Regions from separate parts of the Homo sapiens genome. Here region 2 is linked to region 1. The links are chromatin contacts, found by Hi-C or POLR2A ChIA-PET in ENCODE. All regions are on one chromosome and are shown on one strand. Each heading gives the region's core, a stretch centred on a gene start or an enhancer-like site at or near the end of the contact. The rest is flanking DNA. Distances are from core to core; before and after follow the strand shown. Region 1 has its middle 36 kb from the start of PEMT. Region 2 overlaps TOM1L2 (target of myb1 like 2 membrane trafficking protein).

Region 1 (6,810 bases), core at 1,468-3,967:
AATGAGGCTGATATTTGTTCTTTAGCTGTGTGTCGAGCCTTACACAAGCACACATGTGGCTGCGTGGCTGTGGGCCAGTGTTATTCTGCAGCTCATGCTGTTTCTCATGACTCTGAGCATCATGATCTATCCCTGGAGCTGTGAGCACCCCGAATTCACTGCTTCTCACTGGCCTATGGAACCCCAAAAGGGGCACCCATCACATTCTCATTTACGTGGTGATGGGAATCTAGGTGGGCTCACAGCCTAGGGGGAAGGATGGTTTGGCTAAAGCCTGGTGATGGCTTACACGGTGGAACAGAAGGTGGACCCCGCCTCACATGATTGCGAATGTGGGTACTCAACCTGTATCAAGAGTAAAAAGGCAACCCACAGAATGGGAGAACATGTCTGTAAATTATGTCTTATAAGGGTCAGATATCCAGAATATATAAAGAACTCTTACAACTCAACAAAACGATAAACAACCCAATTCAAAAAGGGTCAAAGGACTTGAATATACATTTCTTCAGTAATACGTACAAGTGACTAACAAGTACATGAAAAGATGCTCACCACCATTAGTCATGAAGGAAATGTAAGGCCGGGGTTGGTGGCTCACACCTGTAATCCCAGCACTTTAGGAGGCCCAGGCGGGTGGATCACCTCAGATCAGGAGTTTGAGACAAGCCTGGCCAACATGGTGAAACCCCGTCTCTACTAAAAATACAAAAAGTTGCCAGGCATGGTGGTGTGCGCATGTAATCCCAGCTACTCGGGAGGCTGAGGCAGGAGAACTGCTTGAACCTGGGAGGTGGAGGTTGCAGTGAGCTGAGATTCACCAACTACACTCCAACCTGGGTGACAGTGAGACTGTCTCAAAAAAAAAAAAAAGGAAATGTAAGTCAAAGCCACACTAATATACCACTTTGTGCCCACTAGGATGGCTACAATAAAAGTAAAACGGAAAATGAGGAGTGTGGATGAGAATGTGGAGAAGAGGTTTTGGCTGGGCATAGTAGCTCATGCCTGTAATCCCAGCACTTTGGGAGGCCCAGGTGGGCAGATTACTTGAGCCCAGGAGTTTGAGACCAGCCTGGGCAACATGGCAAAACCCAGTCTCTACTAAAAATACAAAAATTACCTGGGCATGGTGGCTCACGCCTGTGGCCCCAGCTACTTGAGAGGCTGAGGTAGGAGAATCGCTGGAACCAGGGAAGTGAAGGTTGCAGTGAGCCGAGATTGTGCCACTGCACTCCAGCCTGGGCGACAGAATAAGACTCCATCTAAAAAAAAGAGAAAAAAAAAGAAAACAAGTAGTCAAACAAATAACCACAAATGGTATAGCAGCACTATTCACAATCGCCAAAAGATGGCGGAGCCCAAATACCTATCAACAGATGAATGGCTAAATAAAGCATGGTATAGCCACATAATGGAATATTATTCAGCCATATAAAGGAATAAAGTACTGGCACATGCTACAAAAAACATGTTAAGTAAAAAAAAAAAAAAAAAAAAACCAGGCTGTCAGGCGCGGTGGCTCACGCCTGTAATCTCAGCACTTTGGGAGGCCGAGGGGGAGTGGATCACCTGAGGTCAGGAGTTCAAGACCAGCCAGGCCAACATGGTGAAACTGCGTCTCTACTAAAAATGCAAAAATTTAGCAGGGTGTGGTGGTGCATGCCTGTAATCCCAGCTACTCTGGAGGCTGAGGCAGGAGAATCACTTGAACCCAGGAGGCAGAGGTTGCAGTGAGCCGAGATCGCGCCATTGCACTCCAGCCCGGGCAACAAGAGTGAAACTCTGTCTCAAAAAAAAAAAAAAAAAAAAAAAAAGCCAGGCACAAAAGGTCACTATGTTGTATGACTCCATTTATGTGAAATATGTGGAATAGGTAAGTCTATAGAGACAGAAAGCCAGTTGCTGGTTGCCAAGGAATTGGGGAAGAGGGGAATGCAAAGTGAAGAGATTGCTTAAGAAGGATGGGGTTTCTTTTTGGGATGATGAAGATGTTTTGGAAGAAGGTAGAGGTAATGATTGCATAACGTCGTGAATATACTAAATGCCACTAAACTATACACTTTAAAATGGTTAATCTGGCTGGGCACCGTGGCTGACACCTGTAATCCCAGCACTTTGGGAGGCTGAGGCAGGTAGATCGCTTGAGCCCAGGAGTTCCAGACCAGCTGAGACATCATAGCAAGACCCTGTCTGTACAGAAAATCAAAAAATTAGCTGGGCATGGTGGTGCAACGCCTGTAGACCCAGGTGCTCAGGAGGCTGAGGCTGGAGGATTGCTTGAGCCCAGGAGTTCGACCACTGCACTCCAGCCTGGGTGACAGAGCAAGATCCTGTCTCAAAAAAAAAAAAACAACAAAAAAAACCAGTTAATCTTATTTTATGTAAATGTCACAAACCAAACAACCAACAAAGAATTCATACCTAGCACATTCAAAGAACTCCTGCAGACCAACAAGGAACAAGCAGGAAACACAACAGAAAAATGGCAAAATATATGAGTGAGCAGGGTACAGAGGGGACCTGAGCTGGCTGGTGAGTGTGTGAGAGGATAACCAGAGACATCCAAACCAAAACTCCCACTGGGGCTTCCTTTCTTCCATCGGTCTGGGGCCACCTGGCATGGACGACAACGGCCATTGTGAATGGGGAACATGGGGAAAACAGGCATCACTGCCCGCCTCCCGCCGTGCACCATGCCGCCACCTGCCCCCGGGCAAAAGAGAAAGCGAAAGAAGCAGTAATGATGAGGTGTGGACAGTTTTACTTTGGGCTGAGGGAAATATGGCTGTTTATTATTCTTTCCATCTTTCTGCATTTTAAGATTTTTCTTTTCTTTTCTTTTTTTTTTTTTTGACGGAGTCTTGCTCTGTCGCCCAGGCTGGAGGGCAATGGCGGGATCTTGGCTCACTGCAATCTCTGCCTCCTGGGTTCAAGAGATTCTCCTGCCTCAGCGATCCTCCCGAGTAGCTGGGACTACAGGCACGTGCTACCACGCCTGGCTAATTTTTGTATTGTTTTTTTTTTTTAGTAGAGACGGGGTTTCACCATAATGGCCAGGCTGGTCTTGAACTCCTGACCTCATGATCCGCCTGCCTCTGCCTCCCAAAGTGCTGGGATTACAGGTGTGAGCCACCGCGCCCGGCCAGATTTTTTTCTTTTAAAGAAGAACAGGCCAGGCACAGTGACTCACACTTATAATCCCAGCATTTTGGGAGGCCGAGATGGGAGGATCACTTGAGGCTAAGAGTTCAAGACCAGCCTGGGCATCATAGTGAGACTCCATATCTACAAAAGATTTTTTAAAAATTAGCCAGGTGAGGCCAGGTGTGATGGCTCACAACTGTAATCCCAGCACTTTGGGAGGCTGAGGCGGGTGGATCACGAGGTCAGGAGTTCGAGACCAGCCTGGCCAATATGGTGAAACCCTGTTTCTACTAAAAGTAAAAAAATTAGCTGGGCGTGGTGGCGCACGTCTGTAGTCCCAGCTACTTGGGAGGCTGAGGCAGAAGAATCACTTGAACCTGGGAGTTGGAGGTTGCAGTGAGCCAAGATTGTGCCACTGCATTCCAGGCTGGGCGACAGAGTGAGACTCCATCTCAAAACAAACAAAAAATTAGCCAGGTGAGGCCAGGCATGGTGGCTCATGCCTGTAATCCCAGCATTTTGGGAGGCCGCAGCAGGCAGATCACCTGAGGTCAGGAGTTCGAGACCAGCCTGGCCAACATGGCGAAACCCTGTCTCTACTAAAAATACAAAAAAATTAGCCAGACGTGGTGGCGGGTGCCTGTAATCCCAGCTACTTGGGAGGCTGAGGCAGGAGAATCACTTGAACCCGGGAAGTGGAGGTTGTAGTGAGCCGGGACATCATGCCATTGCACTCCAGCCTGGGCAACAGAGCAAGATTCCGTCTCAAAAAATAATAACAATAATAATATTATAATAATTAGCCAGGTGCGGTGGTCACATCTGCAGCCCTAGCTACTTGAGAGGCTAAGGTAGGAGTATCTCTTGAGCCTATGAGTTGGAGGCTACAGTGAGCCATGATTGCACCACTGCACTCCAGCTTAGGAGACAGAACGAGACCTTGTCTCAAAAAAAAAAAAAAGAACAACAAAAGAGTCAGTTAGACTTTCTGGCTCAGGATGAGCATTTAGGGGACCGTGGAAGCGGTTAGGATTCCAGGTGTGCCTGTGTGTGCTCAGTTATTCAGTGCATTGAGTGAGGGCTCTGGCCTGGGCATGGTGCAAGAGTCAGAGCTTTCAGCATGAGAGAAGCTGACGCTGGTGAGAGCATCCCAGCCCTTGTTCCTGGACGGGGGTGGGGGTGAGAACAGGGCTTACTGCAGGGACCCAAGCCAGGATGTGCGGGGGGCGGGCTCAGCAGGGAGGAGCCTGAGGAAGGGACCCCAGGGCCCAGCAAAGACCAAGGCTGGGAGGGCAGGAACAGTGGGGACTTTTCAGAGAACAGCAACTGCCACGCCGCCGCCAGCTTCTCCGGCAATGCCCTGGGACTGTAGTGGGATTATCATTTATAACTGACAGATGAGGAGACTGAGACCCAGACTCACAGAGTTAAAGGGACAAAACCAAAGACATGCGTTACCTGGCAGCCACCGGCTGGGTGAGGTCCTCTCCCTGTCCGGACCTCAGTTTCCCCATTTGCACCACAGGGGACCTGGACTGGATTCCTGGGGTCCTTTCAACTCCAAGGCTGCCCAGCTCACCCAGCTCAATGCGTTACACCTGCGAGGGGACCACGATCTGGCTTGGGTGGGGCCTTTCCTCCCGGGAGCACAGGCAGTTGCAGGGGAACTTCCCAGCTCCCGAAGCCTCCTCGCAGCCAAATGGGAAGTTGTTTCCCATGTCTAAATACCCAGTAGATGTGTCACTCTTGAGGGTTCACCCGTACCCCAGCCCTGACTGGCAATCCCCCGAATGGGGCATCCCTGTCCAATAGGACTCCCAGCCCCCGCCCGATCCCAGGATGAGAGGCGAAACTTGAGGCAGCCCACAGCATTGCTGCCATTGATTTGGGAGAACAAAAGATCTGAGGCTCTGGCGGTGGAAATGCAGGCAGAGTGCAAGATCACCTGCAGGGCCTCTCTGCCCTGCCGGAGTGGCCTTCAAATCATCACAGCGGGTGGCTTGGCAAAGGCGGGTGAGGGAGGTGGTGCGAGGCCTACGGAAGTGCTGGGGCCTCTGTGAAGCTGGGTGCTCCAGGCTTCCTGTCCTGTCTGAGAGAACCGGGAGGATGGCTCCTCTGCCTCCTGCAGCCCTCAAATCCCTGTTTCCTCATCTGCGCCAGAAAAGCACCATGGGGTAAGCCAGAGTGAAGAGGGAGGCAGGGCAGGGGTGGCACTGCCTCCCACCATCAAAGGCCACCTGCTTGGCGGCTGGACTTCTCTGGGTGATGAAAATATGACTGTTTATTATTATATCCTTTTTTTTTTTTTGCATTTTAGATATTGTTCTTAAAAAAAAAAGGAATAAAAGAATCAGTGAGACATGGTGGCCTAGGATGGGTATTTAGAGAAGGATTTGAAACCTGATTAGGGCCAGTGCAGTGGCTCACACCTGTAATCCCAGCACTTTGGGAGGCTGAGGCAGGTGGATCACCTGAGGTCAGGAGTTTGAGACCAGCCTGGCTAACATGATGAAACCCCGTCTACTAAAAATACAAAAAATTAGCCGGATGTTGTGGCAAGTGCCTGTAATCCCAGCTACTCGGGAGGCTGAGGCAGGAGAATCACTTGAACCCGGGAAGTGGAGGTTGCACTGAGCTGAGATCATCGCGCCATTGCACTCCAGCCTGGGCAACAAGAGTGGAAACTCCATCTCAAAAAAAAAAAGAAAAAAAATGAAACTTTGTTTGGAGTGTGTATGTGTGTGTGTGTGTGTGTGAATATGTGAGTGGGTGTAAGTTTCTCCCCTCATCTCCCTAAGGATGGGCCAGGGACTCTATACATGCCCCTCTGTCCCTTCCAGCAGCCCTGAGAGGTCAGCCTTCTAGTTCCCACTTAGCAGAGGAAAAAGCAGAGGCTGAGAGAGGTAAAGTGACTTGCCCAAAGTCCTACAGTCAGCCAGCCAGTGGCACCGCTGAGATTCAAACCCAGGTCCGGGGCTCTTGAGACCTGCTCCGTGGAGCTGCTGGAGAGAGGTCCTGTTTGCACAATCCCAGAGGGAGTCGTGCCCACTGCCGATGCCTGGTGTGTAGTGCACTGCCCCTGGGGACCAAGGTGGCAGCCCTAGAAGGCCTGTCCACTGGCCCCAAGGCCAAATAAAGTAGGGTGGTCTGCCTGGCCTAAGAGGAGCCAGGCCTTTCCCATGTGCATGACAGGGGAGGCGGCAGTGAGGGGAGGGTGGTGGCCTTAATCCTGGAGAGACCTCCCAGTGCCTGGAATATGTGAAGACAGCACGACATGGGTGGCCGTCTTGCGGCGAACCAGCTGCGTGTACCTTGTTGCTGACATTTCCCTTGCCAAGCTTTTCTTCTCATAAAGAAAACACAGGATGTGTAGTGACTCTGGCCGCTGTGTTTAAATGCCAGAGTTCACTTGACCTTCAGAGGCCACGAAAGCTGACATATTTCTCACAAACTTCCCTATCTCTTCTCAAGGGAGCTCCTTTACTTAGAAACACAGCAACTTCATGATGACCCTGACTGCCCGGCACCAGGCACCACTGCACAGATTGTATACTGCCTGACTTCAGGGAAGATGTCAGTCATGTCCAAGTCTGTATAAATATACTCCTTTTGGGTTGTGCAGTGTCCAACCTGTGCAACTGTGCATTTTGGCCCTGTGGCCCT
Region 2 (6,921 bases), core at 959-3,458, 290 kb before region 1:
CCCCCATGGCCAATTTCCATCCTGGCCCTAAATTGGCCTCTTCCCCCAGCTACTCTCACACACTGACTCACACGTAAGTTATTCCATTAAGTACAAAGAACGGCATACATCAAATACCAGTGGCTCTGCTTCTAGAGAGCACACCCCAAATGCATTTTAAATCTGTGGATCCTCCTCAAGGGAATTCCAGTTAAAAAAGAACTTGGGTCAGCAGCCTCGGGCCTGTGTGGCTAACAAGCTTCTGTTTTCTCTGTTGTTTGGCTGGCCTGAAGGGTTCCTTTGTTTGGGGAGTGGGAGGATGTGGTGTCCTAATGAGGCCAGGGTGTGGAATTGGGGCTCACACAGAGCTGTCCTTTAGAACTGAGCTCTCCAGACAGGAGAATAAGTTGGGGAGTTTGAGAGTTTATTGGTCTTTAAAGAAAACAGAAGGTTTCAAAGAGAGGAAAACAAAATGCAGTGTGGTATTCTGGATCGGATCATGAGCAGAAAAAGGGCATTATTGGAAAAACTGGAGAAATCCAAATAACATCTGGAGTTCAGTTAATAGTACTATACCAATGTTAACTTTTTAGTTTTGGCCTGTGTGCAGTGGTTATGTAAGATGTGAACTGCCTGCAACGGTGGCTCACACCTGTAATCCCAGCACTTTGAAGGCTGAGGCGGGTGGATCACCTGAGGTCAGGAGTTTGAGACCAGCCTGGCCAACATGGTGAAACCCCCGTCTCTACTAAAAATACAAAAATTAGCTGGGCATGGTGGCGGGCGCCTGTAATCCCAGCTACTCAGGAGACTGAGGCAGGAGAATTGCTTGAACTCAGGAGGCAGAGGTTTCAGTGAGCCGAGATCGCACCACTGCACTCCAGCCTGGGCAACAGGGTGATACTCCGTCTCAAGAAAAAGAAAAAAAGCCGGGCGCAGTGGCTCACTCCTGTAATCCCAGAACTTTGGGAGGCCAAGGCGGGTGGATCACGAGGTCAGGAGTTCGAGACCAGCCTGGCCAACATTGTGAAACCCCGTCTCTACTAAAAATACACAAATTAGCTGGTGTGGTGACAGACACATGTAGTCCCAGCTGCTTGGGAGACTGAGGCTGGAGAATTGCTTGAACCCGGGAGCCGGCGGTTGTGGTGAGCTGAGATTGTACCACTGCACTCCAGCCTGGGCAACAGAGCGAGACTCCATCTCAAAAAAAAAAAAAAAAAAAAAAATATTGAACATTAGCGGAAACGGTGAGAAGAGCAAATGAGAACTCTGTTCTATCTTTGCAACTTTTCAGTAAATATAAAATTATTCCAAAATAAAAGATGTATTAATTAAAAAAAAAAAGAACGAGAGAATAAAGTGACCCAGCATCTAATTTAACTTGACACTTTCACCAGCACTCTCTTTTACACTTAAGACTTCACCTAAAAATCAGGAGGGTCTTTAGACTTCACCTAAAAATCAGGAGGGTGGGCTGCATCCAATACTCTGGACCGTCTATTGTGGAGGCCAGGGTCTTCTTTGCCTCTGTGACCCTCTACCTGAGGATGGATCAGGGTCCAAGGCCAGGCTTACCAGGAAGACCTGGGTCATGTGGTTGGCAGTATTGCTACCTCCTCTCTGCACACTGTGGGGCTAGTCACCCCACCAGGCTTCATTTTCTTCCTATTAGAGAGAGAGAACCTTCCTGGCGGCTGGGGCGTGGGATGGTAGGGTTAAATGAGGTAATGTCTGTCAAGAACCTGGCTCAAACCAAATAAACAGGTTTTCATTCTCTCTTCTGTTTCTCCATTTTTTTGGTGAAAAGAATGAGAGCCATTTCCTTGAAGACTTGAGACCAGTGGTTCAATGGTAGCTTTAAGGGCAAGAAACTGCCCATAGGGAACTTGCAACAACACCGTGGCCCCTCCTCCCCCATGCCCCACTTCCTGGGGTCCAGGAAATGTGGACTTATGGGGAATCTTTTTACTAGATGGTCTCTAAGACCTCTTGGAGTTTTAATGCTTGGATTCTTAAGGAAATTGTGGTGTGCCTGCTCCTTTACCCTACAGGTGGGGCAAGCCAAGTTTGGGGGCTTCCTTCTGGAAGCATGGAGGTCTTCCTGGCTCAGTAACCCAGAAATCCAGAAAGCTAGAGCTCCCAGGGTTTTGAATCTGATGGGTGTAGCTTGTGGATGGCTGTTTACCTGTAGGTGGCAGTGGTGACACGGGAATGGGAGAGGAGGGGGGTGCAAGGGGAGGGCACTGGCAGAGCTCCTTTCAGAAGAGCTGTAATAAAGTTAGAAGTAACAGCAAGGAAAGGTCCTCTGTATTAGAGGCTCTGTCAGGTGTTTTCTGTATTATTTAGTCTCCTCTAACAGCCACTGTGTGAGAGAGTGCTGTTATTGCAGCATTTTGCAGCAGTCCAAAAGGCTTGGAGAGGTCAAGTTATTGCCTGTAGTCACACAGTAATTGGCAGAACTAGAACTCACCAAAATCTGAGTTCACACTCCCTGTTCTAGACTCCATTATAATGCACATTTCTCCTGCTTCTAAGTCTGAAGGGAGAACCGGGGACAGCTGGGAACCGAGCTCTCATCTCACCAGACTGCCCAGTGCCTGTCACCTGGGGGCCTCAGAAGGGTTTATAATCATCATTTTACTTATAAAGGGCCCTCATCAGCATAAAGCCAGGCCTTCTTGACATGAAGATGTCCTGCCTCCAAGCAGCTTCCAGTTTAGGTTGGGGTTGGGGGCCAAGAAGATACTTAACGGCTCATTAAGCCGGTAAGATTTGAAAAAGTTCTCAGAACATTAGAATGGTCTTGAAGGCTCAGTCCTTGTGTGAACTGTACTATCAGGTGCTGGAGCCCATCAGAGGGCCTCTCTTGTGGGCGGCAGCAAAGAAGGTTCTGGAGAGGACGTTGGATGGGAGCTAGATATGGGCAGATAGGCTGGAGAGAAGGCTTTCCAGACAGAAGTCTGAGGTGACTTTCTCAGGGCTTGCAAAGACCTGCAGATCCTGTTATGGTTCCTGTTTTCACCCTCTTGCAATTTTTTATGGAATAAGGACTCAAATGGGTCTTCTCTTCAGCTTTGTTTGCTCTCATGGTGTATGACTGTGTTTTGTAAAAATATATATAGGCGCAACGATGCTGCCTTTCACCACTTCTATTCAACATGGTATTGGAAATTGTAGCCAGAGCAGTTAGGGAAGAAAAAGAAATAAAAGGCATCTCAATGGGAAAGGAAGGAGTAAAATTATCTCTGTTCCCTGATGACATGACTTTACATGTAGAAAACCTTGAAGATACCACAAAACAAAAAAAAAAAGAAAAACTGCTAGAGCGAATAACATAAATTTACCAAAGCTGCAGGATACAAAATCAACATTCAAAAATCAGTTGTGTTTCTGTTAATATACATTAACAATGAACAATCTGAAAAGAAAAGAAAACAATTCCATTTACACTAGCCTCTAAAAAAATAAAATACCTAGGAATTAACCAAGGCAGCAAAAAATTGTGCACCGAAAACTATAAAACGTTGCTGAAAGAAATTAAAGAAGAAAGAAGACATAAATATATGGAAAAACATCCTGTGTTCATAGATGGGAAGACAGTTTTTTTTTAAGGCAGCCTCATTGTGTTGCCCAGGTTGGAGTGCAGTGGCTCAATTACGGCTCAGTGCAGCCTTGACCTCCCGGGCTCAAGTCATCCTCCCACCTTAGCCTCCTGAGTAGATGAAATGACAGGTGTAAGCCACCACTCCTGGCTAATTTTTAAATTTTTTGTAGGGATGGGGTCTCCTTATGTTGCCCAGGCTGTTCTTAAACTCCTGAGCTCAAGCAGTCTTCCCACCTTGGCCTCCCAAAGTGATGGGATTTACAGGCATGAGCTGGCCTGGGAAGCTAATATTTTTAAGATGACAACACTACCCAAAGTGATCTACAGATGTAATGAAATCCCAGTTAAAATTGCAATGAAGCCAGGCATGGTGGCATGCACATGTATTCCCAGCTACTTGGAAGGCTAAGATGGGAGGATTGCTTGAGCCCAGGAGTTTGAGTCCAGACTGGGCAACATAGCAAGACCCTGTCTCTGAAAAAAAAAAAAAAAAAAAAAAAAAAAAAAGACCAATGGTATTTTTTTCAGAAATAGAAAAATCCATCCTAAAATTCACATGAAATCTCAAGGGACCCCAAATAGCCAAACAACCTTTAATTTTTATTTATTTTTATTTATTTTTTTGAGATGGGGTCTTGCTCTGTCGCCCAGGCTGGAGTGCAGTGATGTGATTTTGGCTCATTTTGCAACCTCTGCCTCCCAGGTTCGAGTGATTCTCCTGGCTCAGCCTCCCAAGCACCTGGGACAACAGGTGTGCGCCACCACGCCCAGCTAATTTTTTAAATTTTTTAATTTTTTTAGATGGAGTTTCACTCTGTCTCCCAGGCTGGAGTGCAGTGGCGTGATCTCGGCTCATTGCAACCTCTGCCTGCTGAGTTCAAGTGACTCTCCTGCCTCAGCCTCCGGAGTAGCTGGGACTATAGGTGTGTGCCCCTGCGCCCAGCTAATTTATGTATTTTTAGTAGAGATGGGGTTTCACCATGTTGGTTGGCCAGGATGGTCTCAATCTCTTGACCTCGTGATCCACCTGCCTCGGCCTCCCAAAATGCTGGGATTACAGGTGTGAGCCACTGTGCCTGGCTAATTTTTGTATTTTTAGTAGAGACAGGGTTTCACTGTGTTGACCAGACTGGTGTCAAACTCCTAACCTCATGAGATCCACTCACCTCGGCCTCCCAAAGTATCGGGATTACAGGCGTGAGCCACTGCGCCTGGCCCTAAACAACCTTTAAAAAGAACAAAGTTGGAGGACTCACACTTCCTGATTTCAAAACTTACTTCAAAACTATAATAATCACAACATCATGGTATTGGAATAAGGAAAGACACATGGACCAATGGAATAAAGTAGAGAACTCAGAAATAAACTCTCCCGTATATGGTCAATTGATTTTCAGCAAGGGTGCCAAAAGTATTTAGAGGGGAAAGGACAGTCTTTTCAACAAATGGTGCTGGGAAAACTGAATATCCACATGCAAAAGAGTGAAGTCGGACCATTATCTTATACCATATGCAAAAATGAACCCCAAACAGACCAAAGACCTAAACATAAGAGCGAAGGGAAAACTATAAAAATCTTAAAATAGGCCGGGCGCGGTGATTCATGCCTGTAATCCCAGCACTTTGGGAGGCCAAGGCAGGCAGATCACGAGGTCAGGAGATCGAGACCATCCTGGCTAACACAGTGAAACCCCGTCTCTACTAAAAATACAAAAAATTAGCCTGGCATAGTGGTGGGCGCCTGTAGTCTCAGCTACTCAGGAGGCTGAGGCAGGAGAAGGGCGTGAACCCAGGAGGTAGAGCTTGCAGTGAGCTGAGATCGCGCCACTGCACTCCAGCCTGGGTGACAGCGCAAGACTCCATCTCAAAAAAAAAAAAAAAAATCTTAAAAAGGGGAAATCATGACATTGGATTTAGCAAAGATTTCTGAGATATGGTACCAAAACCACAGGCAACAAAAGAAAAAATAGATAAATGGGACAATCAAAATTTAAAACTTTTGTGCATTAAAAGATACAATCAAGAGAGTGAAAAGACAACCATAAAATAGGCGGGATTAATATTCAGAATATATAAAGAACTCTTACAGCTTAACAACCAAAAAAAAAAAAAAAAACCTACTCAGTTTAAAAATGGAGCCAAGCATTGTGGCTCATGCCTGTGATCCTAGTACTTTGGGGGGCCAAGGCAAGAGGATCACTTGAGGCCAGGCGTTCAAGATCAGCCTGGGTAACATAGCAAGACCCCATCTCTACATAAATTTTTTTAAAGAAAATTATCTAGTTGTGGTGGTGCATCCCTGAAGTCCCAGCTACTTGGGAGGCTGAGGTGGGAGGATTGCTTGAGACCAGGATTTCAAGGTTGCAATGAGCTATGCTGCTATGATTGGGCCACTGCACTCCATTCTAGGTGACAAAGTGAGATCCTGTCTCTTAAAAAAAAGGGGTGAGGGGCCAAAAAAATTGAATAGATATGTCTCCAAAGAAGATATACAAATGGCCAAAAAGCACATGAAAAAATGCTCAACATCAGTAGTCATTAGAGAAATACAAAACAAAACCACACTGGGATACCACTTCACACCTGGTAAGCCAGGATCCCATCATTGAATTGGTGGTACCAATATTTGATCCTAGTTCTGTCTCTAAAGCCTGGATGTTTGCATGATATAGTCTCACCTGCTAGCAAAGCCTGAGTTTGGATCTGAAGTTAATATCTTGGAGGAATTCTGAAACTACCCCATCCTAACTCTCAATTCATGAAAGGATACCATCACCACTATTTTAATAAAAGTTTAATACAATCCACACTTCGCCGATACTCAGATAATAACATAGAAGACCTCTGTACAGGCTGGAAGTATCCTTGTTTTACTGGATGCAGCTATGGTGAAGTGACACTTGTTTTTTACGTAACAAACTAGATAGAACTCACACATCCAAACAAAAGCTATACTTTACAAGCAGTGACAGCACACTCCAAAAATATAGCTGTTGCTCAAAACATTTGTGCAACAGTCTTCTGTCTGCATTAAAAAGCCTCATTGTTTTATTTACTGCTCTTTTTAAATTTTTTTTTACCTAAAAAAGATATATCCCTAACCTTTTCTCTTTATTCATCACACTTGGCACTCAAAGACTCAAAGACTTGACCACCCAGGTGCCTCCAAGCCCCTGCTCTGAGAAAGCAACCCCACCCCCAAATAGTAAGAATCTGACTTCACATGAATGCAATACACAGCCAGAGGACTGGGCAGGGGCTAGGAGGCTCTTGAGATTTGGAGCAATCTTAACCAAAGTCAGTCCTCAGATGGCACCAGGCTGGCAGTTACAGAA

What was found. Hi-C counts contacts between places; a loop is a spot of excess contacts on that map. ChIA-PET counts read pairs that join two places held with the same protein, here RNA polymerase II (POLR2A). Pooled maps may share reads with other maps.
Region 2: a pooled map shows a loop between it and region 1 (2.4-fold over the local background). The contact joins two enhancer-like sites. A Hi-C loop is called at or near these places in 5 of 50 pooled maps. POLR2A ChIA-PET finds 5 or more read pairs at or near these places in 2 of 52 experiments (WTC11 and naive thymus-derived CD8-positive, alpha-beta T cell).

The regions. Positions count from the first base shown.
Region 1 is chr17:17,624,623-17,631,432 of GRCh38, reverse strand. No RefSeq gene overlaps it. Among named protein-coding and RNA genes, the nearest start is that of PEMT, 36 kb to the right of the region's middle. RefSeq lists enhancers at 2,650-2,809, 3,903-4,808, 4,809-5,714. Within about 2 kb of position 2,717, at least 5 of the 41 ENCODE cell types and tissues checked have a DNase peak (open chromatin) inside an H3K27ac peak, as active enhancers do.
Region 2 is chr17:17,914,623-17,921,543 of GRCh38, reverse strand. The region is part of intron 1 of TOM1L2 (target of myb1 like 2 membrane trafficking protein); the gene reads left to right. Among named protein-coding and RNA genes, the nearest start is that of TOM1L2, 54 kb to the left of the region's middle. RefSeq lists enhancers at 136-669, 670-1,203, 6,592-6,921. Within about 2 kb of position 2,208, at least 10 of the 41 ENCODE cell types and tissues checked have a DNase peak (open chromatin) inside an H3K27ac peak, as active enhancers do.